Regions from separate parts of the Mus musculus genome. Here all the other regions are linked to region 1. The links are chromatin loops, found by intact Hi-C in ENCODE. Cell type or tissue: left cerebral cortex. All regions are shown on one strand. Region 1 overlaps Pmp22 (peripheral myelin protein 22). Region 2 holds the start of Tvp23bos (a long non-coding RNA gene). Region 3 holds the start of Gm46284 (a long non-coding RNA gene). Region 4 holds the start of n-TWcca8 (a tRNA gene). Region 5 has its middle 21 kb from the start of Tvp23bos. Region 6 has its middle 14 kb from the start of Cdrt4os1. Region 7 overlaps Cdrt4 (CMT1A duplicated region transcript 4).

What was found. Hi-C counts contacts between places; a loop is a spot of excess contacts. Peaks named below come from ENCODE experiments on the same cell type or tissue, not always from the same donor. Only the 100,000 strongest peaks of a DNase experiment are listed, where the experiment ranks them.
Region 2: a loop joins it to region 1, with 6 times the contacts of the local background. A loop is called at or near these places in 39 of 42 quality-filtered maps.
Region 3: a loop joins it to region 1, with 2.6 times the contacts of the local background. A loop is called at or near these places in 12 of 42 quality-filtered maps.
Region 4: a loop joins it to region 1, with 3 times the contacts of the local background. A loop is called at or near these places in 29 of 42 quality-filtered maps.
Region 5: a loop joins it to region 1, with 6 times the contacts of the local background. A loop is called at or near these places in 11 of 42 quality-filtered maps.
Region 6: it touches region 1 in a loop (2.5-fold over the local background); 11 of 42 quality-filtered maps call a loop at or near these places.
Region 7: a loop joins it to region 1, with 2.1 times the contacts of the local background. A loop is called at or near these places in 11 of 42 quality-filtered maps.

Annotation. Positions count from the first base shown.
Region 1 is chr11:63,134,141-63,138,140 of GRCm38, reverse strand. It overlaps Pmp22 (peripheral myelin protein 22), which reads right to left. Exons shown (of 5, transcript NM_008885.3): 3 at 3,621-3,720. Among named protein-coding and RNA genes, the nearest start is that of Pmp22, 4.7 kb to the right of the region's middle. In left cerebral cortex, a CTCF peak has its summit at 2,331 (motif pointing right); DNase peaks (open chromatin) are centred at 1,784, 2,285 and 2,820; H3K27ac peaks cover 2,819 bases.
Region 2 is chr11:62,919,350-62,923,349 of GRCm38, reverse strand. It overlaps Tvp23bos (a long non-coding RNA gene), which reads left to right and starts at 719. Exons shown (of 3, transcript XR_388723.3): 1 at 719-2,114; 2 at 3,093-3,227; 3 at 3,753-4,000. In left cerebral cortex, CTCF peaks have their summits at 1,447 (motif pointing right), 2,132 (motif pointing left) and 3,515 (motif pointing right); DNase peaks (open chromatin) are centred at 2,104, 2,648, 2,910, 3,216 and 1 more place; H3K4me3 peaks cover 767 bases; H3K27ac peaks cover 1,229 bases.
Region 3 is chr11:62,993,633-62,997,632 of GRCm38, reverse strand. All of the region lies in intron 2 of Cdrt4os1 (CMT1A duplicated region transcript 4, opposite strand 1), which reads left to right. Gm46284 (a long non-coding RNA gene) reads right to left here and starts at 3,307. Exons shown (of 2, transcript XR_001780234.1): 1 at 1-3,307. In left cerebral cortex, no CTCF peak of the experiment used is centred here; DNase peaks (open chromatin) are centred at 864 and 1,546.
Region 4 is chr11:62,742,186-62,746,185 of GRCm38, reverse strand. It overlaps n-TWcca8 (a tRNA gene), which reads left to right and starts at 100; the gene lies at 100-171. In left cerebral cortex, a CTCF peak has its summit at 1,897 (motif pointing left); DNase peaks (open chromatin) are centred at 73 and 1,907; H3K4me3 peaks cover 245 bases.
Region 5 is chr11:62,899,901-62,903,900 of GRCm38, reverse strand. No RefSeq gene overlaps it. Among named protein-coding and RNA genes, the nearest start is that of Tvp23bos, 21 kb to the left of the region's middle. In left cerebral cortex, a CTCF peak has its summit at 2,012 (motif pointing left); a DNase peak (open chromatin) is centred at 2,013.
Region 6 is chr11:63,016,046-63,020,045 of GRCm38, reverse strand. No RefSeq gene overlaps it. Among named protein-coding and RNA genes, the nearest start is that of Cdrt4os1, 14 kb to the right of the region's middle. In left cerebral cortex, no CTCF peak of the experiment used is centred here; a DNase peak (open chromatin) is centred at 1,639.
Region 7 is chr11:62,986,196-62,990,195 of GRCm38, reverse strand. All of the region lies in intron 1 of Cdrt4 (CMT1A duplicated region transcript 4), which reads right to left. Among named protein-coding and RNA genes, the nearest start is that of Gm46284, 6.1 kb to the left of the region's middle. RefSeq lists an enhancer at 3,246-4,000. In left cerebral cortex, no CTCF peak of the experiment used is centred here; a DNase peak (open chromatin) is centred at 2,406.

The DNA of each region.
Region 1 (4,000 bases):
TCATCCTGGATTGAGCTTGGAAAACCAATCACAGAAGAACAAGAACAGATCAAAGCCATCTAATCAGAATCTGCTTCTGTGCCTCTGACAATTGAAGGGACTGTGACAGCAGACATTAGAGGACAGCATGCCTCTGAGACCCAGGGCCTTGAGAAGGGGGACAAGTGCACAAAGGGCAGACTCCAGCTGCTGGGCAGGCAGTGAAGCGCTATTCACTAAGATACTAGACGGTAGGGAAGATGGTTAAGGAGCAAGGTGCAGGGTGACTGGGGATAATGGCTTGGGTGAGGTCTCATCAGCTGCCCAGCAGAACTGTCTGGCAGGTGGCTGCAAACAGGATTCTGGAGTCTGGAAGAGAAAACTGGTCTGGAAGAAAACAAATGCCCACACATGGATAAAGGACTCCAAGATTTCACTCTACCTGATCATGGAAAGCTAGGGAGGAAGGGAGAGAAGGGGGAGGAGAAGGAAGGAGGGGGGGAGAGGAAAGAAAAAAGAGGGAGAGAGAAATATTGACAGAATTCTACTCCATTTTTCTCTCCATTCTACTCCAAGAAATAAGCTAGAAAGTAGCTAGTTATCCAAAAATGTCATGAAACCCATGCATCTCTCAGGCTGCCGGGCTCTTCGTTAAAAGAGGAGGAAATAAACTCTCTTGCCGCACTAAGATTTGAAGATGTTCTGCCCAGTGGAGTCAGGCCTAGGACTAACCAGCCAACTGGTCACCCAGACAGAGCCTATCTCCCTCTTGCCTTTATTTACTTAAGTCCTGCCTACCCTTTGGAGAATGGATCATGTTCCGCCTCCCACTAGAGACTTTTCTTCCACTCCCCCCTGAGCTCTGGTACTGTCCCTGAGCCTGGCCCCCTCTCCACAGGCACCTGGCCTGGTGTGCCTCCATAGTGACTCATGTCCCCACACCCAAATCCCCTGACTCCTCACTGAGGTTCAGCAGCGGTAAGGCCTCTGGCTGTGAAGGCCCAGAGCTCCTAAGCCTCTGGGTGGGCCCCGTGGGGCTTGTTAACCTCAGCAAGCAGGCAAATCCATTTAGAAAAGGGGGAGAAGGTGATTAGAGGTTAGAGGCAGGGGTAAGACATGTAAAACATCTCAGCAGGAAGACATGGCTTTGAGAAAAGACCTGAGACAACTTCAGGCTTGATTGCATAGCGGGTTGCCTGAGAGTGCAATCAGGTAGGCCCCACCCACACTGCCAGGTGGCTTCAATGACAACAAAGCTGACCTCTGGAGAGAGGGTAGAGAGTCCCTGTCCCTTCAGAGATACAGTGGGCTGGAGCTAAAATAATGGCATGTGCCTGTGATGTCCCAGCTACTCAAGGAAGCTGAGACAGAGGGATTTCCTTGAACCCAGGAACTCCAGACTAACCATAGCTGCAGCAAATTTTATCGGAGGTAGGGGAGCCCATGATGTAAATGGGGGCACACATTCAATGAATATCCTTTACAAATCACTATTGATAACTATTACTTCCAAAAGCTTGCTTCCAACAGTCTAAGAACAAACACAACTGGCTTAATTCTAAGAACTAAACACAATTCATTCATGAAGGTGGCCCCATGCTTTAAACAGGCCAATGCTTTGAACATTCTGTACCTTGTAACTGTATTGTTACACAACTCATTGTTGAATACCACAGAACAGGCAAAGCAGGCCCAGAGGACTGATGGCTCAGAGCCTAGGCGTGACATGCTGACACACCAGGAAGACGTCAGCAGAGGTAATGACTACTCGGGAAGTTCAAACGGAAACTCCTAATTTAGAATCTGCCTGAGTGGAAGCAAGCCCAGCTTCTCTGGGGCCTTTCCTGAGTGCCTTGGAAGCCCATTATTGTCAGAGCTGTGACCTGGGGTTCCCAGAAAAGCCACCAAGCCCACGTGGAATCATGCTAACAAACTGAGCAAAGTCGGTGGGAGCTGGCTTAGGACAATGGATATGCCAGGCATGGAGAAGTTGAGAGGCAAGTTTCCTTTTTAAAACAGCACTGGTGCCTCTTTTAGATATGCTTCTGGCACCAAGGGACAGCTATTTACTGAGCAAGAAGAGACAGAGTTTGGGCCAGTTAACAGGCTGTATCTTCCATTCTCTCTCTTGCAGACAGTTTGTGCACAGCTTAGTTCCTCTGCCTCCTCCTTTTGGCTGAAACTCGGGCAGCTTTAATACGCCTGCCAAAACTGCTCCCTTCCGGTCCTAAGACTCTTGAATTCTGTGCCAACCCCACGTGGCCAGATGCCACTTGGGGACAGCGCCTGTGGACACCAGGCCCAAAGCCCCAGAGAAAGCAGACTTTTGTAGGCTGCCTTGCCACCTTTGACCACTAGATGGCAGTGGGGAGCCAGGAGCGGCATATTGTGACTGTGCGAGGAACTTCTGCCAGACCCTAGAGCTAAAGCGGTTGAAACCTGATGCTGTGGCTTTGGGGGACCAAGAGCAACCTCATCACATTCTCAAGCACTCATGAACAGTGCATTTACTTGGCTGCCAACAAACCATGCAACCTCTAGGATGGTTTCAATTTAGTGTGCCACACACACTCAGATAAAGACTCATTTCGGAAGGGCTGAGGTCTTTTGCCTTGTCCCCAGGCCAAGAACGGTGAAAATTTAAAAGAGCTTTTTAACCTGTCCTCAATATAAATATGTTACCAGTTCCCGTTTCTACTGGGACTAAGACTAACGTCTTTCATTTGCAACGCTTCTATGATATTCCTGCAGAGTCTGTAGGAAGAAGAGTCCAACCAAGGCTTGCCCAGAGCTGAGTCACTTCACTGCCTGCTCTACGGGGCTGGATATGAACTGGTAGTTCCTCTCATGGAGCGTGGCATCTTCAAGCAAGAGAAAGGAGGGAGGCGGGGGAAGCAGTTTACAGTAAGATTGGAAGCTGTCCTTAACTAGCCTTTCAAAGCCGGAATTCCAGGGCTCCAGGGAACACAAGACCAAGTCTTGGCACCAGTCTCACTTCCACACGTCCATCTGAACAGCCCAGGCTCCCTGCTGAGCAGTCCTAGTGTTCCTTCAAATATATCCTCAGGTTTGTTTCCAAAGATGCCGAGAGCGAAGCAGAAACACATGCTTTGCAGAAGGGCCCACGGGCTCAGTTTATGATGCTAAATAGTACCCTTGTGGACCAAGACCCCGGAAGGCAGTCTGGTAACCAGGGGGCCCAAACCTGGCCAGGCCATATGCAGGAAGGCCCAATCGCCTGCAGCTGCAGCAGGGTGATGCAGGACATTTCTGATAGAGACAGCTTCCAAGCCAAAAATGTCCACAATATCACCTGTCGCCGTGGGATCTGCTTTGAGTGTGTCTTGGCATGTCACCTTCTCTGCTTACCTGGGTCCATATCTCTTTGCCCACAAAGAACACTACACAAGGTGACTGGGACAAGCTGATGGCATGGCTTAGGTAGAGTCATGGTGAGACAGAAGACTCCCTCATGAGACAGCTGTCCCCTCCCTCTCATGTTGGATATCTGACTCTGTGACACAGTCCACCCCAACCCAGTAGGGACTTTCTAGACCAGAGCCTCAAGAATTGATCATTTCAGGTGCAAAAGAAGACCCAGTTAGGACCAATCTGCACAGGGCACAAAACTAGTCTCTCACCGCTCACTGATGAGGAGTAGCAGTGTTGGACGGCTCCCAAGGCGGATGTGGTACAGTTCTGCCAGAGATCAGTCGTGTGTCCATTGCCCACGAGCCATTGCTGCAAACAGCCAGACATGCCCGGTCAGTAAAGCAGTGAGGAGAGAAGGGAGAAAGGAGCAGGGCAAAGGATGGTATTCCCCAGCCTCATCCCCTGGATGCCTGGCCCTCCCCCTCCTGCCCAGTGAGATCAGCAAGCCATTCCCCAGCCTCATCCTCTGGATGCCCAGCCCTCCCCTTCCTCCCTCACCACTCCCTGGTAAAGTTGACAGTTGTGATCCGAAAATGAGAGGTGACAGCTTGGTATAGACATCACGTGGAGGTGGGAACACTGTTTTGTG
Region 2 (4,000 bases), 210 kb after region 1:
CAGCACTCTGGTATCACAGAGGCTCTGATTAAGTTGCACAGAATGAAGTCTCACAAGGGAGGCTAGGAAATGTAGTTTAGCTTGTGTCTAAGAGGGAAAAGGTCATGGGGTTTGGGGAATAGACAGTTAACTCTGCCACAGAAAGTTAAGTCCCCTGCTCCCTCATATATCCTAAGAGAGTAGTTACATGTTTCCAAACCTACTTTGCTGTTTGGAAACTATCAGTCTAGAGGACCAGGCACAGACTAACACAGCCACCCACATTCCCTTTCCCATAAAGCAGAACTCCTTAAAGACAACCAGATTTGAGAAAAGGGGAGCTATTAACAACAGCAACCATTATCAAGTGTTTGTCCCGGGTAAGCAACTTAAATGTGTCAACTCAGCCCTCAAAACAACCCAATGGCATAGCTGCTATCATCATCCCATTTTTCCTATGAGGAAACTGAGGCTATGACAGCTTACACAACGGGCTCAAATTACCCAGCAGTGGACAAGATCTGACCTCTCACACTGGCTCCAGTCCGTGGTGCCAGTCACTACTTTGAGTTGACCCCAGAATGAACATGAACATGAAGCACTGCCAGCTCTTTGTAGACGTCTACATGAGGCTGAGCAGGAGGAGAGGAGAGGTGGGGCTGAGGGTGGCATGGCATGAGGGGGCTGACAGCAAGCCCGGAGCAGGAAGAGCCAGGAGGGCAGCTGGTAGGATTACAAGGGCAAGAAGATGGCAGTGGGCTCCAAGGTTAGGCTGGGGGCTCAGCTGTGTCACTCAGCAAGCCCTGCCAGGAGGATTCTAAGACCCTGCTGGTAGCTGTTGTATGTGAAAGCACCATTCCTGGTGGCCCATGTCCTTGATTAAATTCATGGAAATTAGACAGTCTGACAGGGTGGTTGTACTAGTAGTTAATTGTCCGTGGCTAAAACGAAACACCCATGATTGCATACCTTATTATGGAAAAAGATTTCTTTAGTTCAAGGTTTCACAAGTTCAATGACAAGATGGTAGCATCTAGTATAGGCTTCCTGGTGGGTGCTATGGTACTGGTGGACAAACCACACGGTGGCAGCCTTCTCACTAGGTAGAACCTAAAGTTTCCACATCACCTCCCAATACCGCTTACCAAGAATCAGACTCCCAACACCTGCTCCCGTGAAGGACAAAGGACACCCAGAGGCAGCTTAGCCCAGCCTGGTAGTTCTGTCTGGTAGCTCTCTGCACGGTCTCTTCAGTACCTCGGCATGGCCTCCCAGTGGACAGACACAACCCGGCCCAGCTCTCTCCCAGCTTAGCGGAATGGGTGTCTTTGTCCTTTGGTATCAGGAGTAAAAAGAAGAACCGGTCTGCAAACCCAAGACTGGTCCCCACTGACAGTCAGCTAGCTGCCTCCTTCCCAGATGGTATGTCCCCACTGTCTTTTGCTTGCTCTTCACACAGAATCTGCTAAGCACTAGGTGGCACGGTTGAGCAACCATTAAAAACTATTTCCGTCAAGGCCCAGGAGAAAAGGAAATTGAATTGGAAGTTGGAGGAGTGAGGGTTAGTGGCAGAGAAGGCCGATCGGTCCCTGGAATTCAACCTGCTCACAGCCTCCATAAGCACGGGTATGCTGTGCTCTAAGCCGATAGGGCTGCGTGCAGAGGAGGCGCCCTCAAGAGCAGATACCGCCAAGCCAGTGAGGAGGAGCCTGCTGGAGAAGGCTGGGAATCCCTTCCCACCATCCTATCAGAACCCTCTGGTTGTCGCTTGCTTCCTCCTCTCAACCATGTCGCCCTGTTCACCCAGAGCAGAAATGCTGGCAGCTGTCATGGACAAGTGAGATGAGGCACACGTCTCCAGGATGACCCACGGGCTTCTCTGCCTGTCGCTGCCATTTTCAACCCTCTTCCCCTCCCCGCTCTGTTTTCCTGTCTTCCTCTCTCCCTCCCTCCTTCTTCTTCTCTCCCCACCCCACTCTCTTCGAAGGAGAATTATATTCAGCTCTGTGGGTTGTTTTTAATGCATTCCAGATGCCAGAAGAAATCTTGGCCTGGGCTCAGCGTTCTTCTGACTTCAGGCCTCTCCCCCACCTACCTCCCTGTCTGACTCCCAAGGCCACACAAGGAAAAATCAGGTGGGCTAGCGCCATCTGCTGGCAGCTTCCAGAAGCTTAAGGAAGGCGGGAGGCGGTTAAGGTGGGGCAGGAATGGTTTCTTGTAACTGGCGTGATGTACTCGGTTGGAAAAATTCGGATTATCTGGGAGAAAATGGTGTGTAAATCAAAACGCTTCAACCCATGGACACTCCGGTAGTGGTTGTAGTGGTGGTGGTGGTGGTTCTTCGTAGTAGTCATCATCGTTGTCATCTCCTCCTCCTCCTCCTCCTCCTCCTCCTCCTCCTCCTCCTCCTCCTCCTCCTCCCCCACTCTGTCCTCCTTCTCCTCCCCTTCCTCCTCCTCCTCCTTTTCTTTTTCTTTTAAATTACAGTCTGGGACCCAGCCGGGTGGTTTTTAACATCACATTCTTTGAAAAACAGAGATTTTGGCGTCTCAGCTTGTGTTCCCTAAAGGAAGCTCGGGACTCTGTAAATTAACTTTTAAGTGACCGGTCTGGCAACACCTAGTCAGCAGGAAAATTTAAAGGAAAAAATCAGGAAATGAAAGCGCCCACTGTAGTTAAGGAAATGTTATTGGAAGGGTTTTCAGGGTGGTATGGAGGCTGTGAATATAGTGGGTTATGCCAGGTCTTGGAAATGGAATCAGATCTCTTGGCAGTTGGGGGAGAGAAGGGCTGGGGAGGTCATAAGACAGCCAGGAATGAAGTTCCAGTGCCAAGCAAGGAGGCCCAACCTGGGGCCCCATGAGTAGCATGAAAACCAGACCTGACAGCTGTATGAAGCCCAAGCACAGTCCAGGCTCCATCAAGGGAGACCTGGCTGAGCATCCAGGATGCTGAGACTGCCAGGAAGCCCAGAACCAGGGACTGAGGGGCCCTGTGGCATGTGACTCTACCAGCACAGGCTTCTCATGCAGACATCTACAGAAAGGACTGTTTCAACATGCAAAATGCTATGCCCCCTTTCTTCTGGCTAACGGCATCTTTGTCTTTGTCAGCTCCTGGTGTTTGGTGACACAGAAGGAGCAAGCAGGGCAGATCGAAGGCATAAGTGAAATCCTGTGGTTTCTGAACAGGCCAAGATTCACTTGAATAAGAAATGAAAAACCGAGAAGATCGTTGAAGAGCACAGGGTGAGCTTTCAGCCAGGATTTATGTTGAGGAGTCGAGGGGGAGGGAGTTAGATAGTTCTGGAAAGCAGTGCCAATAACTAGAGAGGAGGAAAAATGCACTCCCTTTTAGACAGGGTGAATGCTGGAGATGGAACTCAGGATCTTGCAAGAAATCTACCACTGAGATAAAGAACCAATCCCAGAAAATGCACTTTTTAATTTTTGTTTTTTGGGGATTTTTTTTTTTTTTTAGTATGTATGTGTGTGCACTTGTCTGTGTGTATACCACAGGTACTGCCCACAGAGGCCAGAAGAGGGCATCAGATCCCCAGAACTGGCATTATAGATGGTTGTAAACTGCCACAGGAGGTGCTGGGAACTGAACCTGGGTCCTCTGCAAGAATAGCAGATGCTCATAACCACAGAAAAATGTATTGAGTGTATATCAAATCACCTTTAAAGTGGAGGACAGTGATTTATTTCAATAAGGTACAGTGATTTGTTGTGGTTTATAAAGGGATTTTGCCCCTCCCCCTTCCCCTTCAGTGCTTCTCTAGAAGGACTAAAACCTAGAAATTAATTCAATTGCCATTTTGAGGGGAGAAGAGAAGAAGAACGGCTACTCCTCTGAGTCAACGTCATGCATAGGTTGGGCCGCTGTTGTTACTATACCAAGAATGACTGAGGCTGAGTACTTAAAAGAAAAAACTTTGGAGACTAGAAATCCAAACAGCATGGCATCTTCTCAGATGAGAGAATCCCTTGTCTTCATCACCTCATGGGGAAAAACATGC
Region 3 (4,000 bases), 140 kb after region 1:
GTGGAATTATGTCCCTTCTGATAAAGGCTAGAGAAAGAAAAATAAGCTTGGAATCTCCTCATGAAGGCTTGAAAGGTTTTTTTAAAGGGACAGACTAACCATGTGTTTTATGTATGACTTTGTGTCTCATGTTCCTTCTGTTTTCCCAGTACCTTAAAAGAAAAAGTACATAAAAGGTGTCCATTATTCTTATTTAGATAATAGAATTAAGACTAGGAGTAGAGTTTACGGCAAGGCAGCCTATTCCCACCTACAAAAAAAAAAAAAAAAAAAATGTGTGTTTACTAACCTCTTGTCACTGAAGTAGTCTCTTCTTGGTACTTTCTGTTTTGAGTCTTAGAGCTTGCTCTTAAAAACTCCCTACTCAATATTTGAGCACCAATTCTGGCCCAGTACACATACCACACTCCAGGGAACACAGGAGAATGTGGCCAGACTTGTTCAATACCTACGGGACCACAGGCACAGAGCAATCTGACCACATGAAGAAGAGTTTCGGGGAAAGCTGCTTAACAATATACCCTGGGCTCAGCAATTGCAGACCAAACCCAGCAGAACTATCACCGATAGAAATTTGAGGTGATCTGAGAGCAGGCAAAGTATTGAGTTCAAAAGTGACCCCCACACTCGGTACTGAACTACTTGAGGACCAACCAAGGCTCTCTTACTTCCACTATCACCCACTTACCAAAGTAAGCTTGTCTCAGGATTCTAAACAGTAAAGTGAATATGCACAGGTTCCAGTGTGCAAAAGTATAAATAAAGAGTCAGCCACACTCAGACCAACTTCCCTCCAGCTGCTGCTGGCTCTCAAACTGACTGTTCTCTACAAAAAATATCTGCCCACTTGGCCCATGTGCAGAAACAGTGCCAGGAGTCAAGTTCCCAACTTGTCTGAAATCCTGCGACATCTCAGGTCCCTCTCTCTACTGAAAAGAATGGGTTGGGCCGCTCTGGGTCGCTGAAAGGTTGAATGGAGACAGGAAGCGCATGAGTCAGTAAAAGAACCACCTAGAAATGCCAGAGGTGGGGAGGGAATGTTCACTGCCTCTGGAATATAAAGTCAAGGTCATACCACCTACACTCAGTTTGTGTACCCACAAGGAGGCTCTACATGGAAAAGTCAGCCATGCTTAGAGTGAGGTACAGAGTGTGGGGTGGCATAGAATACGGGGTGATGAAATTCCAAGTGTAGTCTGTAACCTTTACGGGAAGCAACATAATTTCATAGTTAATTTGCCTCTTGTTCCATGTCTGCAGTACGTGGCCAAGCACCCTACAGTGTGTGCCAAGTGTCAGGGCCCTGTGCGGACACAATACAGGTGTTCTATATTGCCTCCTGGCTCTTCCCAAAAACCCAACCATGCCCCCTAGAGATCTAGCAATGTCAGCCTGTGATTTCCAAGTAGTTGGCTAAGGCCCTGGGTCCCAGATAAAAGAGATATGAGCCAGAGAGGGGTAAGAAGTAGGAAGAGGTGTTTCAACAAACAGAAAGTCAGCTTTGAGTTTCCATCAAATCTGTCTCCTTCCCCCTCCCCCACAGCCCTTCCGTGGCTTTCTCAGTCTGTGCTCTATCTGCCACAAATAACTTGAAAGCTCTAAAAAAAAAAAAAAAAAAAAAAGTGTCCTTTGGTCTGTACAAACAAACAGATTCCTTAAGAGTCTAGGGGTGGGAACTAACTTAAAGCCAGAACCAAGTGGTGGAGAAGGCCCTGTTGGCTTGGACAAAGCTTAGAGAGCACTTTGTAATCTTTTTGTTACAGTTGCTGACTCACACAGGGAGCAGCTGGAGGGCTAGGGCATTTAAGCCTTGTTCTTTATCTCCACAGATGCATGGTCAGTAACAGTGCAGGGGGCAGGTTTCTTCCCTATGCTGGCTCCTCTATTTCCCATGTTTGCTTAGCTACCTTGAAGGAGCCCTGACAAGACCCAGAAATCCTCTGGCTCAGGAGCTCGCTGTGTTCTGCACATCCTAAAGGAGGAAGCTGTATAACTGTGTGACATTAACCCTCCTGCATAAGGACCCTGGACTGCAAAAACTAAAAGGCACACTGGGCATGCTCCGTCCACTTCATTTCAGCATGGCTCACAAAGTATCTACTCTATCCGCTCAGGTCCCATCTCTATCTCTCGTTCCAGTTAGAGAGCTCAGGCAACCCCCAAATGTATACACCTCTACCAGAACCTCTGCTCTGGAAGTTTCCCTGCAGATTCTTGCAGCCTCTTCTCATTGGGGCAGGCCTAATCTCCATTAAGATGTTCCCCCCAGGCCACAGCTAAGGAAACTCCAGAACGCAGAACCGCTTGATGTCCAAAGCAAATCCGATCAGCAGCTTGTGGAGGTTAAAGGTCAACTGTCTGCCCCACCCCACCCCGGAATTTGCAAATGGTCAATATCATATTGTGCACAGGAAGCCAAGGAATCTGTATGAAATCTGAATGAAATGTGTCAGAATGTGGCCTTAGTTACCAGCAACACAGATAGGCTAAGAAAGTGTGCGTTCTGATTCTTACACAGACTACAAAAGCAACAAGAACCACTGCAGCAACTCTGCTAAGCAAAACACAGCACACAGGGAGGAGATAAATAAGAGGTGGCTATAGACTGTGAGACATCAAAGAAAGCCAGTTCCTTCTTCAAGATTGCCATTAACTGTGCTCAGAGTAACCTGAGATACTCCAGGCCTCCCTGGTTTGAACAAGCAGATGAGGTTACGTGGAAATAATCCACATTCCACTTCATGCATGCCCTGACTGCTCCAGATGGTTGTCAGGGTCCTGGAAAGGCTCCATGCTTATTTCTGGAAACATCAGAGATGAACAAAGTTAATCCCAACAAGTATGATCTGGGCTTTCCTAGACCTCAAGATTTCAGGGCTATACCTAGGGTAATGGGACCTGTGTGCTAGTGGGCTGTGAAATCAAAGGCAGCTCTTCCTCTTTGTCTTGGTACTCCAGGACCTCCAGGACTTTAGTCACAGCATCCTTTGGAGAGATGGACCCATTGGTCCATGTCCTCATAACCCTTGGGAAAGTCTGAACCAGTTGACACATCAAAGCATTGGACACTGTAAGTCACTGAGGCTAAGGATCATCTTCCAACCAATAACCAACAAATTTCTTACATGTCCAGCTAGTCCTGCCCAGCAGTCACTTTCCTGGGACAATTCTTCTTGGAAATATAGCAAGAGATGCTCAAGCCCCTAAATGGCCAGACCCCAGTATCCCAACCTAGACTTCCAAAGAGAAATGTGGTCAGGCCTATCACAGCAATACCCCACTCCAGGAACCAAACTCTTAGTTAGGGTTTTACTGCTGTGGACAGACACCATGATCAAGGCAATTCTTATAAGGACAAATTTTAATTGGGGTTGGCTTACGAATTCAGAGGTTCAGTCCATTATCATTATGGCAGGAGGAATGGCAGCATCCAGGCAGGCATAGCACTGCAGGAGTTGAGAGTTCTAACTCTCGTACTGAAGGCAGCTAGGAAAAGACCAACTTCCAGAAAGTTAGAAGGAAGGTCTCAGAGCCCACCTCAACAGTGACACACTTCCTCCAACAAGACTATACCTACTCTACAAGGCCACACATCCTACCTAGTAGTGCCACTCTCTGGGCCAAGCACATTCAAACCATCACAACCTCTAAGGGGGTTGGGGAGCTCTCCAATGCCAGATTCAGGTGCCACAGCGAGCATCACACTGGTGGTTACTGAGCTAATTTTCTGTTGGCTTCAAAAAATCATCCTCTACTTTGTGCTAGATATGCCTGGGAGATGCTAGGGTTGGAAATCAGCCAACCACATCTCTTCTTATGCCCCTGAAACCCTGTCCACAGAGGACACACTAGCAAGAGTCTGCCTGGTTAGAGGGGATGAAGAAACTCACTAGCTGCATCCTGTTGGTTTCTGCTGACTCCATTCTGCCTCTGTCAGCTTCCCTTAGATCCCTTTCTGTCAGCCAGCCAGGGGCAAGGCCTTCCAGGACCATTTGAACCC
Region 4 (4,000 bases), 390 kb after region 1:
GCCTCGGGAACTCTGCGCGCCGGTCCAGGAGGAGGAGTTGCAGGAGAAAGCCGCCAGGATGCTGGAGCTTTAGAGGATCAAAATGCATTATGTATCAATGACCTCGTGGCGCAATGGTAGCGCGTCTGACTCCAGATCAGAAGGTTGCGTGTTCAAATCACGTCGGGGTCATGAGTACCTGTTTTCCTACAATTGAGCTAGAAAGGCCAAAGCCCTGGCATTTTCAAATCTACAGACAAGTCATTTACCCAATTCTTCTCTATACTGATAAGAAACTTGGCCACTTAACTACAAAACCACTTCAGCATTTGCGATCGGAATTAAATTAGACAAAGAGCCAAATCAATTCACAGATGACCAAAATAGAAGCGGGAAATGTAATGTATACCAGCATGCTTAAACACATAAAGAGGAACAGCAAAATGAAGTTTTAAACTCTCAGTTTTGTTTGGTTGACTGGGTAGTTTTGATCCAGGTGTTGGGGGCGGGGCTTCAATACAGGCCCTCACACAGTCACTTTTAAGCTGAGGTTGAAATGGCCAAAACATTTTCGCTGAAAACCTTTGCTCACACACTTCTAACTCTGAAGGACGGCAGAGACTTAAAATACAAGGAGGCGAGGAATTAAAATTCTTATAAGTGAACTTTTCTCTCAGCTGGTTGAGGAAGGTTTTCTGGAGCCTTCCTAATGCTGCTGGTTTCTTTTCGCGTGTCTAAGCATCAGGTTTTAAACGGACTCTAAGCCATAGACTGTGACAGCAAACACCTTGCGCTCATTCGCAGCTCCTGTCCTCCCTGCCTAACCCACTGCCAAACACAAACTCCAAGTTCGTTAGATTCTCCAACCTTTCAAATGTTTATAGTCAAGGAATCTCTTTTTTAGCATTATATCCTAAGAATTAATTCTGTAAAAACATTTTATTTTAAATGCCTACTGTTCAAGATTATGAATGCCATATGAATAAATAAGGTTTTAAAAGATCTACCTGTCAGATAATAGTCTATCCTTTCAACATCATTATTACAAAAGAATTTGCTTGGGACTTCTATGTGTGTGTGCGCTCGTGTGTGTACAGATTTTTCAGTGATCAATTTTAAACACCAACTCATCTTATTTAAAATTAGCAAAGATTTGTTTTCCCATTATACGAAGATAAAAAATTATCGTACATTCTACAAAAACAGATGCAAAAATGATTTCCTGAAAAAGAAAAGGTAGAGAGAAGAGAAAGAAAACTTAATTTTTTATGTGTGTGTGTGTGTGTGTGTGTGTGTGTGTGCGCGCGCGCGCGCACTGGCACAAATTGGTGATCTTCATCACTACAATAAAAAGTTAACTTCATAAAGAACAACAACAACAACAAAATTTTATTTACTCGTAGCCACGGAGACTGAAAGTCCAAATAGCATAATAGGAGCTCTGACAAAGGTTTCAAGGCCTGTGACAGAATCCTACGTGAGAGAAAGAGTCCCGTCTTGAACACTAAGGTCAGAGAGAGTGCAAGAAAGACAGGCTTACTCCTTTCATGACAATTATCCAGGGCTTGTAGGACAGTTTCCTGTCTCCAGTGACTAAGGAGCCTCCTCCTGGCCACTTCTAAGGTTCTGCCCCCACCCCTACTACCACCCCCCAACACACTGATGATGAAGAGGTGCTCCAAGCAGGAACACGTTTTAAATGACTCGCGTTTATCTCCGAGTCAGTGCAGCTCCTTCAGCAGGTATCCATTTAGTGGTTAACTTTATATTTCTTTGTTAGAAAGGATTCCTAGCTTCTAAATTATATTGAAGAAAAAAAAAAAAAGCTAATGAATTACACTTGGAAGTGTAATAATTCTCTAAGGTTTAGGATGTGGTCTGTAGAGGGCCAACTTGCAGTCTGGCACCGCCCTCTAGTGGCTGGATGAGAAAATGACATGACCCCTGGGCATGCCTATGGCTTTAATGACAAACGGAGCCAGCATAGGGGCACATCTTATGCAAGCCTGTATGATTCTATGATTTAGAAATGCCTTCTAGAAGAAGCCTCTGTTTTTCCACATCACACTCTGAAAGAGGGGGCTGCTTCCAAAGTAGTCTATCAGAGTGAATATTTAACAACCAGAGTCAAGGCCTATGATGGATGGCCTTGTACCACCAGGTAAACCAAAACTAGTAACAGCTCCACTTATTGAACCAGACACAACATTACCAGCACAAGCCATTCTCTTGCCAAGAGTTAGACCCATCCAGTTTAAAATTAATTTAATGACATTATAATGGCCCAAAACATATTACCCAGATGGATTTGGAGGAAAACCCCTACAAGCACTATCAGCAGGCACTTTTGTGGATGGAGCAATGCAATCCTCGGAGGTATTACAGGCAGAGGAGTAGCAGCAGCCATTGTTCAACCTGTTAAAGCAGAACTCTACTGTATACAAAAAATTAATGCAGACACAGCCAAAGCATTGCATGCAGTATCACAATCAATTGATGCATTGCATATGATAGTCAATACCATGGAAACACAGATAACGGGTATTCCAGGAAACATACAGTCAGGAATACAAAAGGACACTGAATCTCAGTACCACTAATCATAACCTGATTGTGTGCCAAATTTATGGATCTAATGTATAAGTATATCTAGAGAATTAGACATATTGGAATGGGCAGATGAGCCCCAGAATTTCAAACTACTCTGGACTCTGAAAGAATGTCTTGGTGTGCTGACGGCATATGCGAACTAAACTTAGTACAGATATTTTCAGATAGTGCACAGAATGGATACCTGGATAAACATATACCACAATCAAATAAGTGGTATAAAACACCATTATACACAGGAGGAAACCTGGTTGGCGCCAATTGACCATTTCATATGGATAAATGTTAACAGCACACCAGCATCCCATGGAACAAACTTACAGATTAGGACCCAACACATATTTATATCCACGTGTACCCATAAGAAAGATGGAAAATACAGCGTTGGCATATTCCACTATGCCTCAGACTGTACAAACCCTGTGTAACTATCAATTCTTAGTGTGCACCAATAATGACACTATCACTAGATGCAATTATCTAAATGAAACATCCGTGGACAATAATCATGTAAAATGGAATATAACTAGAGGATGCTATCTTGTACATAATTGTCCGCAGATCATAGTCCACAATCAGATGAGAGTAACCACAGTATACTACCAAGTTACTTCTCATCTGATGCCCAATTTGATTTTGAATTGGAGAAAGACCGCAAAAGGGATAAACTTGTTAAAAGCATTACAGAGATCGATGAGATAGCAGAGCACAATGAGAAACAACTACAGAGCATGCATCAAACACTCTTGAACCGAGAAAAAATTTCGGTGCATAAGACAGCAGAATTGCACAATATGGTAGGGCTACTCAGAGCAGACATCTACATTCAAAAGGACTGGAATAAGGAATCGAAAAAGTGTGGCATATGGGACCAATTAGCCAGGACTGCTCAGATTGATTTCGTGTGTTACCCTGTATAGAATTGGTTTCATTGGTTGAAAGAAGTATTTTGGTTCCTGATATTTTGCATTCGTCTTGTACTAACCATAAGAATAAGTTTGTTTCTTTTAGACAAGTCTGCAACAAGAACAGCAAGAACTCCTAATAGAAGAACTAGGGGGTGCACTCAGAATGCGACCTGGGAAACTCCTGGCAGCCGGATACTGCTTTGTTAATTGTTTCCATAAAACTATTTTAAGAGCCATTGAAAGACTTGTTTAACAGATTGCATGTGTTTCACATTTGGAACTCCCTCAAACTATACTTATTGTACACCCCCATTAACCTGCACCTCTAGGGTCCACTAGAGGAAACCCTACTTTGTATGTTAGTAAACAATGTTTGTTTCCGCTTGCCAATGACCAGATACCCACTATATAAGGAACCAGTTAGACAGACAATTCACTGCATAGTCTCTGTGTTTGCAGCCCACATAAACAAAGGCAGCCATTATCAATGCGATCTATGAAAA
Region 5 (4,000 bases), 230 kb after region 1:
CTCCCTCTCTTTCTCTTCTTTCTCTGCCTGTGAATCAGTATATAAAACTCTCAGCTACTACTCCAGCACCATGTCTGTTTGCTTCTTCAATGATGTTCATAAACTAACCCTCTGAAATTGTAAGCAAGCCCCCAATTAAATGCTTTCTAAGAATTGCCTTGGTCATAGTGCCTCTTCATAGCAATAGAACACTAAAACAAAAGGTTGTCCAAGGGATAATTCCACCCCAAGTGGGTACTGTCCACAACCCTATCTGCTGTCTCAGAAAGGACAGCCTGACCTCAAAAGGATTAACACCATGGCTACAGATACCCCCAGATCCACAATCACACATGCTGATCTAGCCTAGGTTAGTTCTGTTGTTTTAAACCTTCATGCTTTTACCATGAGACAAGGATGCTCAAAGGTGAAACGCACCTGCTTCCATATAAGTCCTTCTACTGTGCTAAGGAAGGAGCCCAAGAGAAAGCAATGCATGAGTTAGACACACTGAGCCTCTGTGCCTAGCTCACATCTACAGGTGAGAACATGGTGGCCTTCACCAAGGCTGGAATGGGGTAGCACACACCTACTGTTTGCTGAATGCCAACAGGTAAATTGCCCATGCACTGATGCAGATGACAAGGGAGACCCCTGATGTCACTGTCCACAGATACTGGACGGGTGTGCTGTTTCTGTGTCAATGTTACAATAGTGGATAGCTAATCAAACAACATCAGTTATTACTGTGAAGGTGTTATGTAGACAGAGTTAACATCATCAAAGAGATTATACACCCTGCTTGGTATAGTACTTCATACCTGTAGTCCTAGAAAATTCTAGAACTTGAGAGGCTGAGGCAGGATTGTCACACATTCAAGGCCAGCCTGGTCTAAAGAATGAAAGTCTGTCTAAAAAATAAGTTAGCCCATTTAAATGGGTAGGTCTGGCCAGCTGAAGGCATTAAAGGCAAGAGACTTCTTTTCCTGAAGAAGAGGTGTCCTTGAGGCTACAACAGGCAGTTTTCAAGGATGGCCTACCTAACCTGCCCTACGGGTTTGGAATTTGCCAACTGCCATTGTCACTAAAGTCAAACCCTTGATCTAAACCTCTTTGTGTTCGCCCATGTCTCTGGGAAAGTCTAATGTGAGGAGATTGCACAACCAGGCCTGGGTGCTACAGGTTAAGGAGACCTTGTGTGTAGTGACTGTTAACCTAGGGCAGACTGTTCAGGTCCGAATCTTAGATCCGTCTAGTCTAGCTGTTCTGAGACCTTGGATCTATCACTGCATTCTCTAAGCCTATGAATGTAAATAGCTATCTCCTTCCTGGAGTCACTCTGAGAGGAATCAGAGAGGTGTTTTGTTCATGAACACACAACTGGTAGGAAACCCACATTGAACCTCAGCTCTGTTGGCTCATCATCTTGCCCCTTAGCACTTGAAATATTTAACACTTTTGCTACAGACACCATAGGGTGTTACATTTTCTGCTTGGATAACTGAGACGCCCTGAACTCTGTAGTCTTGGCCCAGTCAGTCCCAAGGTTACATTCTGCTTAGTGGCAACCCACTGTCCTCCACACCGGCTCCTCCTAAACTTCCTTTATCTGCTCATCTTCCCTTTCCCTGTAGGAGTCCCAGCTTCACACGACCCTGGGAAAGCTGCAGACCCACCAGCCACAGTCTTCTCACTTTCCAACTGAGATCTTGGCAATATCAGGGAAGGCACAAGCCATACAGCCATATCAGCGGTTCCCGAGTCTCTGTCTGAAGCACCTCACTGGGCATGCGCAACAAGACAGATGCTTTGCTATATTTACCCAAGCTGGTACTTTGTCACCATACTAGTCACTCAGCATCTATCCACCCATTAACAGTGATTTCAATTAACAGAGAAACAGGAGGAAAGAATTTAGCCCTACATCATTTGCAGGCAAACTAGAACTCTACTGTAGTTTCCCAAGTAGAACTAGCAATTGGCAGCTGAAGTACCCAGCAGTTCCATGTACAGCATACGTTGGTATACTGCCATCTAGTGAACCAAATGCGAGTTACACAAAGAGAGACCATCCGGCAGTGAAAGGAATCATCCTAGAGCTATTTAAAACTGCAAAGACGACGAGATCGTGGGCATTCAGGGTGATATCAGCATAGACGGAAGGTAAATAAATAAAATAATATAATAATTTTAAAAACTGCAAAGACGTTATCAAGCTTCAACTGCTGTCAAGGAACAGAACAGAGAGCAGGATGTGTTTCAACTATAAAAATAATTAGGACCAAACAACTATAGTACACTCCCAGCTCATATCTTAGTTCTCTCAAAACCCTTTCAGGGACCATTGATTTGGACTGAGCTCGTCTCTAAACTTTTTTTTTTTTTTAAGATTTATTTAGCCCTTCCGGTCCACTCCAGCACCGGGGTGCCTTGCCTGCAGAGTTTCTGGACACCCGCAAGGACCCACACAGGATCCCCCACGGGATCCTAAGACCTCTGGTGAGCGGAACACATCATCTGCTCCAATCCAATCACTCGGGACCTGAGACTGCATTAACTAGGGAAGCAGATAAGCCAGCCTGATCTTTGCACAAGTCCCTTCCGGTCCACTCCAGCACCGGGGTGCCTTGCCTGCAGAGTCTCCGGACACCCGCAAGGACCCACACAGGATCACCCACAAGATCCTAAGACCTCTGGTCAAATATAAATGGATCAAGGAACTCCACATAAAACCAGAGACACTGAAACTTATAGAGGAGAAAGTGGGGAAAAGCCTCGAAGATATTGGCACGGGAAAAATTCCTGAATAGAACAGCAATGGCTTGTGCTGTAAGATCAAGAATTGACAAATGGGACCTCATGAAACTGCAAAGCTTCTGCAAGGCAAAAGACACCGTCAATAAGACAAAAAGGCCACCAACAGATTGGGAAAGGATCTTTACCTATCCTAAATCAGATAGGGGACTAATATCCAATATATATAAAGAACTTAAGAAGGTGAACTCCAGAAAATCAAATAACCCCATTAAAAAATGGGGCTCAGAACTAAACAGAGAATTCTCACCTGAGGAATACCAAATGGCAGAGAAGCACCTGAAAAAATGCTCAGCATCCTTAATCATCAGAGAAATGCAAATCAAAACAACCCTGAGATTCCATCTCACACCAGTCAGAATGGCTAAGATCAAAAATTCAGGTGACAGCAGATGCTGGCGAGGATGGGGAGAAAGAGGAACACTCCTTCATTGTTGGTGGGATTGCAAGCTTGTACAACCACTCTGGAAATCAGTCTGGCGGTTCCTCAGAAAATTGGACATAGTACTACCGGAGGATCCTGCAATCCCTCTCCTGGGCATATATCCAGAAGATGTCCCAACCGGTAAGAAGGACACATGCTCCATTATGTTCATAGCAGCCTTATTTATAATAGCCAGAAGCTGGAAAGAACCCAGATGCCCCTCAACAGAGGAATGGATACAAAAAATTTGGTACATTTACACAATGGAGTACTACTCAGCTATTAAAAAGAATGAATTTATGAAATTCCTAGGCAAATGGTTGGACCTGGAGGGCATCATCCTGAGTGAGGTAACACAATCACAAAAGAACTCAAATGAAATGTACTCACTGATAAGTGGATATTAGCCCAGAAAATTAGTATACCCGAGATATAAGATACAATTTGCAAAACACATGAAACTGAAGAAGAACGAAGACCAAAGTGTGGACACTTTGCCCCTTCTTAGAATTGGAAACAATCACCCATGGAAGGAGTTACAGAGACAAAGTTTGGAGCTGAGACAAAAGGATGGACCATCTAGAGACTGCCATATCCAGGGATCCATCCCATAATTAGCCTCCAAACGATGACTCCATTGCATACACTAGCAAGCGTTTGCTGAAAGGACCCTGATATAGCTGTCTCTTGTGAGACTAGGCCGGGGCCTAGCAAACACATAAGTGGATGCTCACAGTCAGCTGTTGGATGGATCACAGGGCCCCCAATGGAGGGGCTAGAGAA
Region 6 (4,000 bases), 120 kb after region 1:
TAGGAGATGGGCCCTGAGGAACAAGGAAGCTAGCCTGGAGTTATTCCTTCAACTCGAGCATGGGGTGGCTAGGTCCATATCTCTGATGTGCCCCTCCTGAGTGAGAGTCACTCCATAGAGAAGTTAGATGAAGAAGATGCAAGCAGATCCAGATACAGTAGGGGCAGACATGTGGAGTACCTGGACTGGTGTGGGGGTGGAGGAAGGAGCCTTTTGATACAGAAAACAAGGAAAGCAGTGACAGGCAGTGACTTGCAGTAGGGTGGGGCTACAGGGAAAGAGACAAGTTACCCAGAAGGGGAGAGGGGGAGTAGAGATGGGAAAGAGGGTGGGGTAGAGCAAAGAGGAAAACAAAAATGTGATTAGGCTCTGCTCCCGTGGAAAGAGCAACCCTCTTGTGATCTGTAACCATTACACAGTATCTACATGCATCAAATACCATACAGAGCTCAGTGGGTATGTGGGAATGGGGTGCAGCAATAAAAAAAATGAAAGTTAAAAGGTTTGTAGGGCAAGGAAGGGACCAACCAGAAGCTGAAAACTAGGAAATGGGGATGGAAACAGAGCAGTGATGGCTCCAGGGACCAGCGAGCAAGCCTGGCCCTTCTGCCTGCTCGTCTGAAATATTGATCTCAGTAGCTGAATGCATAAACAATGCAGGAGCCCAAGTGCAGGGCATCCGCTGGCTAGCTCTTAAGAGATTTTCTGTGAGAGTGTTCCTGGAAGAGGCAGTTAATACCTACATTCACTTGCCCTGCAGTTAATTGTTGAATAGCAGGCCAGCTCACCTCCTTCTGAGTCCTGTGCTGAGATCTTGGGTCTCTGAAAAGACCTCAGGCCTCAGGGAGCTCAACCAGGAGGTATGGATGCCTACGTCAGAATCCCGCATCCTGCCCCTGTTCATTCACACAGGGCCTGCTGTGTAGCTTACTGGAAGGTGGCTTCCTCAGGAGCCTCATCTTTGTGTGAACACGGAGGGTGAGGGTGTACAGACGTACTTTTACTCTAGCTTGTCCGGGTTATTGGCTTAGCAGAAAAGTCGCAAGCTGTTAGCAGTTTGGCCATTGGGTAGTTTGATGCTTTGTAAATGGATGAAACTGAAGCCCTCTGGGCTTCAATGCCTTAGGTGACACTGGAACTTGAATGTTGCGACTCTGAAACCAGACATCATATCATAGCAGCCACTGGAGAATTCCCACCCAATGGAAGTATGTATGCAGTTCTAAACCTTCAGAGAGCCACAGGACAAAAGTGGGGGGAGGGGGAGAAGAAACAACAGGTGGTGTTGAATCCAAATCCACTATGTGTAAAACTTACCAGATTGCTCTACGCTGAAGAGAACTTAGTGCCTTTCAAGCTGCTAAGGTAGATGCTCTGTGTGCTTGCTAGGCTTGGCTGAGAAGAGCCGTCAGGGGCAAGGGTCAGTGGGTAGGAGGCAGACTCTGCATACCACCATGAAAAGCTTCTCCAAAGAGAGCCACCAGTTGAAGGCCCACGAGGCTACACATTTTGCAGAAACTCTATAATAGTCTCTCCAGAGTGTTACTATAGCAAGAAATGTTCCCACAATCAAAGTGTGGGCTGGGGTAGACATTGTCCCAGCCTGCAACAGACAGAGGACTTTGTTATACAGCCACTCATTTTTGAAGGTGCTTTTAGCTGACACAGTATGGCTGTGGGCAGCTGGTATTCCATCTATCTGTTAGGTGGCTAGACGTGGGCAGCGCTGCCAACTCCTGGGTGGAATGATGAACAGAAGTTCCCCAGGGTGGTAGGGAGACTGCCTCTCACTGCAGGGTGTAAGTGGTCAGCCCAGTGACCCAAGTGGAATGCCAAAGGCCCTTGGCTCGGGGAGTTAGAGCGACATCCAGGGCTGTCAAGTTCCAGGAATCCAGTCCTTCCCAACAGTCTGGGATTCCCTTAAAACATTGCTTCCAGCTGATTTCGCCTCCACCTTCTCTAGAAATCTTAGTGTGCATCTCAGAACCACGCGCTCCACCTCTGAACCCCAAAGACAGGTTCCATGTCAGTTTACTAAACATCCAACAGGGCTGATGGAGAGCAGGTTGCCAAGGTAACAGAGCCCCCCAGGCAAAGTTGTTATATTGCCAGCAACCAGCTGGCCTCTCTGAGAACCTATCAAGCCAGATGCTCATGTTGCTAGCATTAACGGTCTCTTAATTAACGGACAGCATGTGGCCACATGGGCTAGGCCAAATCAAGACATATTGTAGGTACAAAATACAGATATCCAAGACCAAATACAAACAAATGAACAAACAGAATGCAAATACCGAGTGAAATGCTTACATTAAAATTGAAATAATTTACACAATGAGATGATTATATTAGTCTTATGCTGGATTTAATAAAGTAGACATTAAAGTTCATTTTAATGTGGTTTTTTCCTCCCCTATCAGACACCACAGTTCTTGTAGAAGCATTCCATTTAAGGAGCCAATGCCCGGGATTTAAGTTCACTGGTGTTGTCTTGGATTGGATTAGCAATGTGGTAATGGATGGCATAATTATGGCTGCTGGTTACTGATCAGGATAAGATGTGAAAATATGTGTGGTCTGGAGATGCTGCTAGACATGAGGCTGGCTTCAGACCAATCCCTTGCCTCCTTTACCCTCTTGGAAGCCATGGCCCAAAGCTTCTCTCTCATGCTTTAGGGCTGAATGCATGACCCAACAACACAATGATTCCTTGTTCCATGTCCTACTTTAGTGGTAGGTATATGAGCTTACACAGATGCCAAAGCTGAGTAGAACAAAATACGTGCGCACACGAGCATATGTATGTGTGTGTGTGTGCGTGCGCTCACGCGCACTATACATTTACTATTGCCTACAAAAACATGTGGATATATAATCATCTCAAAGTTTAAGGCCAAATTGGTGCACTGTATGCTCACAGCGGCATTGTTTACAGCAGCCAAAAGAACCTAAGTGTCCATCAACAGATGAACGGCCAATGAAATATATATATATGCATATAATGGAGAATATTGTTTAGCATTAAAAGGGAATGAAATTCTTCTGCATGCTACAGCAGGAATGAACCGTGTTGAGATCATGCTAAGTGAAACTATGTATCAAAGAGCAAACAATGCTATGTAATCCCACCTACATGAGATTGTAGAGTAGCAAGCTCATGGAGACAAAAAAATAATACTGTGGTCATCGGAGTCTGAGGGCAAAGGACAAAGGAGACAAGGAATAGGTAAGGATTGTGGCATTTCCCTTGGAGAAGATGGAGATAGATGGTGCTGATGGTTCCACAACAATATGAACGTGTTTAATACCACTAAGCCATACGGTTAAAATGGCTAAGATGATAACTTTTATCACACATACAAAAGTCAATAACTTTTATATATATTAGTAACACACTTGCCAGGAGCAAAATTGGGGAAATAACCCATTCATAACAGTTTTTTTTTAGTATCTAGGAATAAACCTAAACAAAAAGGAGACCGATTTCTACCAGGATGAAGAAATAAACTGAGGAAAATGTTAGAAGATAGAAAGATCTCCCTGCTCTAGATTTGGCAGAACTAATATTGTAAAGATAGCTATATTACTGAATGCACTATCTACAGAGTATATGCCATCTCCCTCAAATTCACAACAGTATCATTCATACTCAGAAAAAATTGGGGTAGGCAAATCTTAAAACTCAACTTGGAAACACAAAGACTATGAACACTCAACACAAGAAGAACTACGCTGGCAATATCGAGACAACTGATCTCAAATTATTCTACAGGTCCATAGTGGCAAAACATGCTAACCAGAGGAGGGAAACAGACAGAGTAGAGGACTCAGAAATATATAGCTAGAGCAACCTAATACTTGGCAATGGTGTCAAAAAATAAATAAAAATTTAAAAATCTGTGTAAGTTGATATACCCGCCACTGAAATAGGACATAGAAGGAACTGTTGTATTCTTAGGCCATGTGTTCATCCCTAGATTTCAAGTTGCATTTCTAGAAC
Region 7 (4,000 bases), 150 kb after region 1:
AACTCCTCCTGTAGGCTTCTGCTCCAGTTCTCTCTCATTGCTACAGCTTTCTTTATATCACAGATGCAAATGGCTTTGGGAAAACTGGAAAGCCAGGGCCTCCTCATGCTGATCTGACAAGTGATCAGTAGCCACTCTGGGGATCCTAAGTCCTGTGGTCTGTCCCTCACAGGAGAACTGGATGAGTCCTAATGCCTGCTGTGTGGCCTTGCTCCAGCTCCTTGGGTTGCCATGAGTGGCTCTTCAGGGCCCTGCTTTCAGATCTCCTGGATTTACAGTCTGAGTCCTGGGCAGACCCTGAAGGCTCCAGGTATTGTCTGGTTCCTTTAAGTATGGCAAGGTCTCACCCTCTGACTTGAGCTTCTCAGCCTGCAGCTGGGGACATAAGTGGCAGAGATGGCCAGACAACCGCCAGGATTTACCTAGAGTGGCCCAAGGACAGGCTGAAGACAGGCTGAAACCAGAAAGTCAAATTGTTCCATGTGCTCATGAATGTGGATGATTTGGGGGGGGGGGGGGACCACAGTCAATGGTTCGCAACCTCATAGGCCTATCTAGCTGGAGAGCTTGTCCAAGCAAGCAGATGCCAGAGATAAAATTTAAGTTCTTACACTTGCATAGCAAGAAGTGTACAGGCTGAACCATCACTCCTCCATGTATTATTTATTACTGTTTTTCCATCTCTATGGCCTCTAAGTATTTAAAAGAGTCGTGGAATATTTCAGCCTTTACCTGCCAAAGCCCCATGAAAGCATGCTGAAGATGATTTTCAGTAAGTTCCCAGGAGATGTTAGTGCCACTGGGAACCACACTCAGAACTCTTGGTCTAGGGTCAGTGCTTCCCAACTTTAATAGCCCTAGAATCACCTGCAGAGACTAGCTGTGCCTGAATCTCAGATGGATGCTTCAACTCAGTAGATCTGTTTCGAGAATCTGAGAACTTGCTTCTACAAATAAACCCAAAGGATGATGATGCTCTTGATGCATGGACCGCACTGAGTACCACAGCATCCTCTGCATAAGTAGCGGTGCCAAGTCTATCAGCTGCGACAGAAGTGAGCCGTGGTTTGCTGACTTGTGTGGACCATCCACCTCTAACGTAGGTACCACATTTGCATACCTTTTGTTCTCCCAATCAAGGAACTGTCATGGAATTATAGAAACTTTAAAATCTGAAACTCCTACAAATGATAGCACCCTGGAGATGTGTTCATATTAGAAAGAAAAAGACTGGTAGTTTGGATGAAGATGGACCTATAGGCTCATACGGACTGGCCCTACTGATAGGTGTGGCCTTGTTGGAGGAACTGCATCACTGGGGAGGGCGGAGCTTTGAGGTTTCAGAAACTCAAGCAAGGCCTAGTGTTTCATTCTCTTTCTGCTGCCTGCAGATCCAGGTGTAGGCTTCTTGGCTACCTCTCCAGCACTATGTCTGCCTGCATGCCACCAAGTTATCCTGCCCTAATGACAATGGACTAAACCTCTGAACAGTAAGCCAGCCATAATCAAATGGTTCCCTTTATTAGAGTTGCCATGGTAGTGATGTCTCTCCACAGCAATAGAAACCCTAACTAAGACAAAATCAAAATCCAATTTTTGTCAAATCTTTGTGATCCAGGTCTTACAGGATTCTCCACTGAGTTTCAACGGCAATACTCTACAACAAGGCATTTTAAAATACAATATCAATATAGTTCTTCGAGGCTACAAAACATATCATGCTAAAATGGTCCTCTAACATAGAAAGAGATACAGAGACTTATTTTAAAGTAAAATTTAAGGCTTTCTTTTTTTTTTCTTCTAAGACCAGTCATAGGTTCTGAAATTTTAAGGTCATCCATTCTAAGTGCCCTCAAACAGAGGGCATCCAAGTGGCCACCCAGATCTTGCCTGTCTACCTTCAATGAAAGAGTACTCAACTTACCATGCATGTTTATAGAGCTGTTGGAATTTGTGCCCCCACATAGTGCCAGACACTGGAAACACACACACACACACACACACACACACACACACACACTTGGAGTTGATATTTAGGGGGTTGAGAATCCCCTTTCCTTGCTTCTAAATCCCCAGTTAACAAATCTGAAGTGTCTGGGGGGCTTGGTTCATAGTGTACCCTGTTCAAAATGGTTAAGAGAGTCTCAAAACGCACCAGGAGGACTTGTCCGTTGAAAACAACAAGCGATAAAGAGTTGACATAAGTCAGAAGACAAGCTGAGACCTTTCATAATTTTCCTCAAATCTAGCACAAGGGTTCTCTTTTTTTTTTTTTTTTTGGTCTTCCCATAAATAAAATGCAAAGCCGTACAGTCTCCAGACAGAAACAGCATCAATGGGGGTGGGGAGCCCACACTGAAGTAGCTTTCCTGTTTCTCCCATAGACACCAAGGTCCACATTCAGCTCTCCCCAGTCTCCACTCAGTTTCCCATTTTTAGAATCTAGCCTGAGATCCTGAGCTCAGATTCAAAGGAGTGACACTGACCTGGAACGTGGCATGACTGTGGTGGCAGGGACTGTGATCCTTAAGTTAAGGTCTCAATTGCTACTTAGGAAATGAAGACAGCAGCGAATTGAGCCCAGCTTTTCTTAGAAAGTGTCTTAGGATTTCTATTGCCTGGAAGGAGAGGCAGCACAGGCTTTGGAATTAAAGCTTCCCAGAAGGGTGAAGGCCTTGAGGAAGGTAGGTAACAGGAGGTGGATTTGATCAGTGCTCTGTTGAGTATTTGTATTGAAGTATGCCCATTGAATCCCATTACTACACACAAATAACATAGTGCATGTATTACATACTAGCTGAAACGTCTTGAGAATTGTAAACTTGACACAGCCTAGACTCATCTGAGAGGAAAACCTCAACTGAGGAATTACCTTGATCCAACTGGCCTGGGAAGAGTGTGGGGGTGGGTGTTGTCTTAATTGGTATAGTGTCATCACTGGGAAAGTGGTCCTGGGCTGTGTAAGGAAGCTAGTGTGGGGCTGAGTGTGGGGGTGAGCCGGCAGTGGCTCCATGGTTCCTGCTTCTCCCACCCCACCCCACCCCATGATGGACAGTGACCTGGACATGTGAGCTAAATAAATACTTTTGCTTTTGATCAGAGTATTTTCATCACAGCAATAGTGAGGAGATGAACACCGGGTGATTCTAACATGCGGTACCCGTTGTGACTGGGTGCCTGTGAGTCTACCCACCCAATCGCTGAGGATTTATAAGGTGATACTAACTACTCAAGAGACAGAAAACAGGACCAGGAGGTTGTCTGAGACATTGGCTTTCTTTCAGTATTTGCTTGTTATGTGCTGTTTCTCAGTACCCTTCCAGACACTAATGGGGTCATGGGGCCTTTCCAGAACCATGTGACAATAGTGGGTGGACTTAGATCAAAGGCAGAAGCTAGCCAGTGGCTTAGAGTGCTGCGGTGAGGGGGCAGGCAGTGCGGATGGATGGGATTCTCCTAAACTGATTACCTCACTCTCTGTCTGCCACAGGCTGGCCACTGTCTGCCCTTATCTCAGGAAGCCATCTTACAAAAGGATTTTGTGGTTCCAGGCAGGATTAATGGATTAGTACATTGGTACAAGTCAACTCCGCTCGGGCTTTTGGCCTGATACTGTAAGATAGTGTATGCTCAGGAGTGAGGTACTAGCTTTGTCTGATGTTGCCTAAATTGTCTCCCATAGGATACAAGAATCTCTCAAGATGCTAAAGGACGCTGTTTAAAAAGAAAGGGGATCAGAGCACTGATCAAATAGGTTACTTAGCCCAAGAGTCGCCATTTATAGGATCTATTTTAGACATGATTGCAGGCATATGAATACGGCCCACCCAGTTTGTTTAAACACCTAGTAAACACCTCCCCAGCAGTGTTTCTCAGGGCTTCTTCTAGGTTGACTTGCTTTGTAGCCTTTCAAGAAATAGAACGAACATGTAGAATAATCGATCTCCTTTGGCATATGGATCATTCATTCATTAGACTGGGAATCTCATGCAACTAGAAA